Regions from separate parts of the Homo sapiens genome. Here region 2 is linked to region 1. A link is a contact called in ENCODE Hi-C or POLR2A ChIA-PET data. All regions are on one chromosome and are shown on one strand. Each heading gives the region's core, a stretch centred on a gene start or an enhancer-like site at or near the end of the contact. The rest is flanking DNA. Distances are from core to core; before and after follow the strand shown. Region 1 overlaps TNFAIP8L3 (TNF alpha induced protein 8 like 3). Region 2 overlaps MIR4713HG (MIR4713 host gene).

What was found. A loop is a pair of places that touch in the nucleus more often than their neighbours do. ChIA-PET counts read pairs that join two places held with the same protein, here RNA polymerase II (POLR2A). Pooled maps may share reads with other maps.
Region 2: a loop to region 1 is called in a pooled map, with 2.3 times the contacts of the local background. The contact joins two enhancer-like sites. A Hi-C loop is called at or near these places in 1 of 168 maps with a recorded cell type or tissue (ascending aorta) and 4 of 50 pooled maps. POLR2A ChIA-PET finds 5 or more read pairs at or near these places in 1 of 52 experiments (activated CD4-positive, alpha-beta T cell).

Annotation. Positions count from the first base shown.
Region 1 is chr15:51,065,217-51,067,942 of GRCh38, forward strand. The region is part of intron 1 of TNFAIP8L3 (TNF alpha induced protein 8 like 3); the gene reads right to left. All of the region lies in intron 1 of MIR4713HG (MIR4713 host gene), which reads left to right. Among named protein-coding and RNA genes, the nearest start is that of TNFAIP8L3, 28 kb to the right of the region's middle. Within about 2 kb of position 1,320, at least 2 of the 41 ENCODE cell types and tissues checked have a DNase peak (open chromatin) inside an H3K27ac peak, as active enhancers do.
Region 2 is chr15:51,191,508-51,194,233 of GRCh38, forward strand. All of the region lies in intron 1 of MIR4713HG (MIR4713 host gene), which reads left to right. Among named protein-coding and RNA genes, the nearest start is that of MIR4713, 49 kb to the right of the region's middle. Within about 2 kb of position 1,329, at least 9 of the 41 ENCODE cell types and tissues checked have a DNase peak (open chromatin) inside an H3K27ac peak, as active enhancers do.

The DNA of each region.
Region 1 (2,726 bases), core at 70-2,569:
AGGACCCTTCGATCATTTACAAGAAAGGAAACACACCAGGACTATGTTGGGAGAATGGTGTGACAATGGCAGTGAGCTAGTTTGGAGAGAGAAAGCAAAAGATAATTTAAGGGGGGAACTTCACTGCATGGAAAAGTGCTGGGGTCAGTCTGAGCTGCTGCTTTTATAAATGATGTTCAGCCAGAGTACAAGTGATGTTTCCATGTTTCTAGAAAACACTAAGCTCTCCCAGATGGTGAAATGCCAAGCTAATGGTGATAAACAACAGGAAGATCTTTACCAAGCTGGGTGAGTGGGCAGAATAGCTTCAGCATGGTAAGAACAAGGTAATAAATTTTGGGAAAAATAAAGTAAATGATGGTTATAAAACATGACAGGCTCTGAGCTCTCAGCTACAGCCCAGAAAAGGGCCTCTGAGCATCACTCTAGGATGTGGGAGTGGACAGGGTGAGGGGACAGCTATTCTCCCCTCTTTTTCACAGGACTTGGAAACTTCTCTAAGGAGTGTGTGGAAAACTTGAATGTAAGTGTGGATAGCTGTGTCAAAATTATAAAATGGGAAATTATTTGTAATAGTCAGTACACATCAGAATTACTTCATTTCTCTAAATAGCTTGAGATAATGGCAGGGAAGAGAATTAGCTAAAAATGTTAAGCAGAAGTTAAGAGTGAAGATGGTTCCCAGAAGAAAACAATCTGGAGTGCTTAATGGGCATCATTTGTCAAGGCAGGGGACCCAAAAGACAGGGAAGGTGGGAGGAAAGGCCCAAGGGGTGGGGTAAGAGCCCTGGGCAGAGGGAGATTCCTGGTAGTCCAAGTTTCTGGCACTCAATCACTTACACTTAATTGTTAGGGGGAAAAAAAAAAACAAAAAATGGAAGAACTTCAAGCAAGTCTCCTTAAGACGGAGCAGGCTCACAAACTGCTTTGAACTTGAACTTTCTTTCCTTTTTTTTTTTTTTTTGAGACAGAGTCTCACTTTGTCGCCCAGGCTGGAGGGCAGTGGCACAGTCTCAGCTCACTGAAACCTCTGCCTCCTGGATTCAAGCGATTCTCCTGCCTCCGCCTCCCGAGTAGCTGGGACTACAGGTACACACCACCATGCCTGGCTAATTTTTGTATTTTTAGTAGAGACGGGGTTTCAACATGTTGGCCAGGCTGGTCTACGAACTCCTGACCTCGTGATCCACCCGCCTCGGCCTCCCAAAGTGCTGGAATTACAGGCATTGAGCCACAGCGTCTGGCCTGAACTTGAACTTTCATGATGAGCAACCATCCTTCTGCTCAGTTTATGCAGCCAGAAAAGCTGACTGAACCTGTCACGTCTCTCATGCTCCATCTTTCACTACTGATAAGTGGTCAGGAGCGAGTGGTGAGAGTGATGGCCTCCCCACCCCTTCCCGTCTCCTTTTCTGTTCTGTGGGTGAATGATGAGGAAGGTGTATGCTGTAGGGGTGAGGCGTGGTGGTATGCAGGATGGGATATCCTTGACAATGATAAAATGCTTCCTCAAGAAGACACTGCTTCTGCTTTAGGTTTTGGATGTCCCTAAGTAGCTGTGGGGGCAGGACCATTAAGGAACTTTAAGTAGTGTTTTGAAATGTGAACCTAATACAGTTGTGGCTTCCAGAGAGACTCATTGAGTTGTTGCATCTCCAGTGGATTCAAACTAGAAAACATTTTCCATCCCTTGTATAAAACTGTTGTTTGTATATTCCTAGAATTCTAAAGAAAGAACATGGAGCTGGAGGAGGTAGAATGAAATGAAAGCCTTAAGGGATGGTGGGGCCTTTGAGTTAGAGACAAACAAAAAAAAACCTTGATCCTCCCCTCTCCCATGGAGAAATGATCAAAGCTTAGAAGCTCATGAAAAGTGCCTTTATTGGTCCAATTCCTTTCATACGTGAGAGAGGGTGGCACTTCTGAGGCTTACAAAAGGCATTTGGGAACACTTTAAAAGGCACCCATGGTAAAACTTAGATGATTTAGAAGGGTTAGGGAATGGATTTTTCAGACTCAGGGTTAACTTTGCAGCATATTCTTGAAGACTTCTTGGGTCTGGTCCCTTCCCAACCCTCCAGAGGAGCCACCTGCCTTGAAGACAGATACCCCGAGCTTACCCCTGCTTCTGGGAAGTCCTGAGGTCTCCCAAATTTCCACCACCTGCCACAGGAAGCAGGCAGCTTGTGGGACTCATGGGGGACACCATGACTTAAAGGGTAGCAGCCTCCACTAGGCACCACTGGTGGGGTGCAAAAAATGGAACTCTTAGAACCTCTATTTAGGTTTCCTTTTTTGTAATGAGATAAATTAAGCTTTACTAATATTTAATACACAGACAGATTTGGGCCCCACTGTTGTGTGGCATTCTGAGGGATGAGGGAAACATCCCCCACATGGGGTGGGGAGAGGTGCTTAGTCTATGCCTCACTCGTTTGTTCTCTTTCAGCAGTTTTGATTTATTTCAGCATATGTTTATGTGTGCTTGGTTAAACAGACTCACTGATTATATTACTTCATTCTAACTAAACTAGCCCTTGCAAAATAGCCCAGTGATTTCAAAAAATGCCTGAAAGAAACAAAACCGAGGACTGAAGATGAGCCGCTAATCATACAGGCACATGTGAACAGCAGGAAAACACAGAGTGGACAATTATCCTTCCTCTTGACAAGAGCTTTCCCTGCAGCCCCACTTTAAGGGAAAAGTAATGATCTAATCAGATCTG
Region 2 (2,726 bases), core at 79-2,578, 130 kb after region 1:
CTCCCTTCAGACACTCAGTTGTGTTTTTCCACTCCGGAAACAGTGATTTCTACCCCCTGCCCTTCTCTGTCTCTTGATGGGAAATCTATCGCTAGTTGGCCTCGCTGTCCCTTGCTCTGCTCCTGAAATGGATACTAAAAGCAACTTATTTCTGAACCTGTGCTTTTCAGCTCACACTTCCACATCGTCCCTTTCTTTTGTCCCTTTCTTTTCTTCTCTGCCCGCATGATGGGCTGGCCCTTGGCAAGGTCTTTACTTTCACTGTGTTTTCTTTCTTTCCCCAGAGTCTCCGATCCTGTCTTTCTCAGAGGTGTTTTCATTGTTGCTGTTTCTCCTCCGTCTCTCATCCCCTCAGGCCTCGTTAGTCACTTCCTTACCTGTAAATATTTTTTTTTTTTTTTTTTTTTTTTTTTTGCCGGTGGTTGGGGGGGAGGTGGGGGAGGGGGGTTAGTGGACTTCCTTTCCCCAAAGTGCTCCGCTCTGACTCCCATCAGTAAGGCAGCAAGCCCAGACCCGTTAGTGGCCTTCCTTTCCCCAAAGTGCTCCGCTCTGACTCCCATCAGTAAGGCAGCAAGCCCAGACCCCGGCATGGAGCAGGTCAGGCAAGAGATGTATGCAGTGACTTAATAAATAAAATAGAATGGAATACGAGAACCAACAGAAAAGAAGCATGTAGAGCCGCTGGTCCTGAGGATCAAAAGAGCAGCAAAGATAGGCCTTCAGCTTTGGTGCTGAGCTTCCTCATAACAGGGGCAATCAAAGAAATAAGAGATTACAGTGTTGATAATAGATAAATGATAGAAAATAATTGTAACATTTTTGAAGGAGCGTCTTATTAATTTTTCTGTCTTCTAAACGCTTGTTTGGGTCAGGGCCTTAAGCATAGTAGATGCTCAATAAATACTTGTTTAAAGGATGAGTTAAAAGTAAAATCACGTATTATTGCTGGCTAATATGTATTGAGTACTTACTACATAGCAGGAAATTTCTAATTTGTTTCACCCAACAACCCCAGTAGGTGGGCACTATGGTTCTCCGCTTTTTCAAATGTGGAAACCACAGAGTAACTTCCCCAAGGTCACAGCTCTTCAGCGACCAGGTTATGATGTAAACTCAAGTGCCCGGATTGGAGCCAGCCACTAGGGAATCTGAAATGATGGAGCAAATGAGCATTTAGGGGTATTTTCATTTTACCAGACAGTAATACCAACCTGACTGGCTTTTTACTGCTGGCCCCTGGCAGGCAGCCCAGTTCAGTGAGCAGCCCTGCTAGAAACCAAGGCAGGCAGGCTCCCCTCTACCGGGAGCTGCCCGGCTTCAAAGCCGGTAAACCTTTTCCCTATCTGCCCCCTGCTGGCGGATGTGAGCATAGCAGGGCTCTCTCCCGACTCCTTGCAAGAGCACCCTGGAAAAGAGAGCGAGGCTGAGTGAAACCCCGGCTGCTGCTTGGGCTTCCGTAATTGTAGGGGAGTGGTGAATTGCCATAACCCCAAACTGGGACCTGGGCTCTGACATATAGGAATGTCTTAGGATGGGCTGGTTAAAATTGGTTGCTCTCCTGGCAAAGCTAGTTTGTGTAGTCACTGGATGTGGGGTGGAAACAGTGGGGCTTGGGGGAGGACGGTGGGGAATTAGAGATCATCTTTAAAAGCATTGGAACACCATTCAGGGGGCTCTGGGTTCTTGTCCAAGGGTCACCTACTCCAGCGGCAGGTATCCTGTCTGAAGCTGTGTCCTAATTTGTAAAAGGAGGCATTAGACTACATGACGTCTAATGGTCCTTCGATCTGAAATCTCTACCTGTAAGCTCTTTAAAGATTCCTCTAAGCAGGTCTCCTCGCTGGATCTCACATTCTCTCCCCAAAGGTCTTCCCCAGTGCCCATACCACATCTCCAGCCCTGCTCACCTGCATCCCCCTGTGGCCAGACAACTTGCTAACTCCAGCTGCCCACCCTGACCCCCAACCTGAGCCAGCTTTGTATGAGGTCCCCAGGCCCTGTTCACTAAGAATGGGAATCTTATGGTTCAGAAAGAAACTAGCCTGTGCTTCTTGGTCTTGAGGCCAGTTTGCCTCTCACTTCCTGACAAGTCCAAACCCAGGACAGCTGAGACAGCGAGAGCTATCAAGAAATGAGGGGAAGGGAGCTGCCGGCACTTTCTGTTGAGCAAATGGCTGAAGTTCCCAGAAAAGCTGGAGCGGAGGAACTCTGGGGAGGCACATAAAGTTGTTGTGGTCCAGGAATGGATGCCTGAGGAGCCCAGAAATTCCCAAGGGAAATGTTGTAGGGGTCGGAGTTCCTGTGCCAGCAGGGGTGGGAGGTACAGCCAGCCGTACGTGACTATTGCTATTAATGTGACCTCATGTTCAACCCTGGTGTTTTCTAAAGAAACAAGACTTTCCAGAGAATTTTTGTATTTATTTTGGGGCACCCATATATACACATATATTCAGCCTCAGCAGAGCCTAAGGCAGGGTTCCTGGGGTGAAGGACAAATTATTTTTCTTAGTTTTCAACCCATAGGGACTGACACTTTAAAAAATGCGATAAAAATAAATTATTAGAAAATGAAATGAAGACCACCAAAACTAGTCTCTACTCTTCCTTCCCTTCCCTTTTTCTTTCTTTCTTTCTCCTTCTTTCTTTCTTTCTTTCTCTTTCTTTCCTTCTTTCTTTTCTCTCTGTTTTTCTCTTTCTTTCCCTTTCTCTCTCTCTTTCTTTCTTTC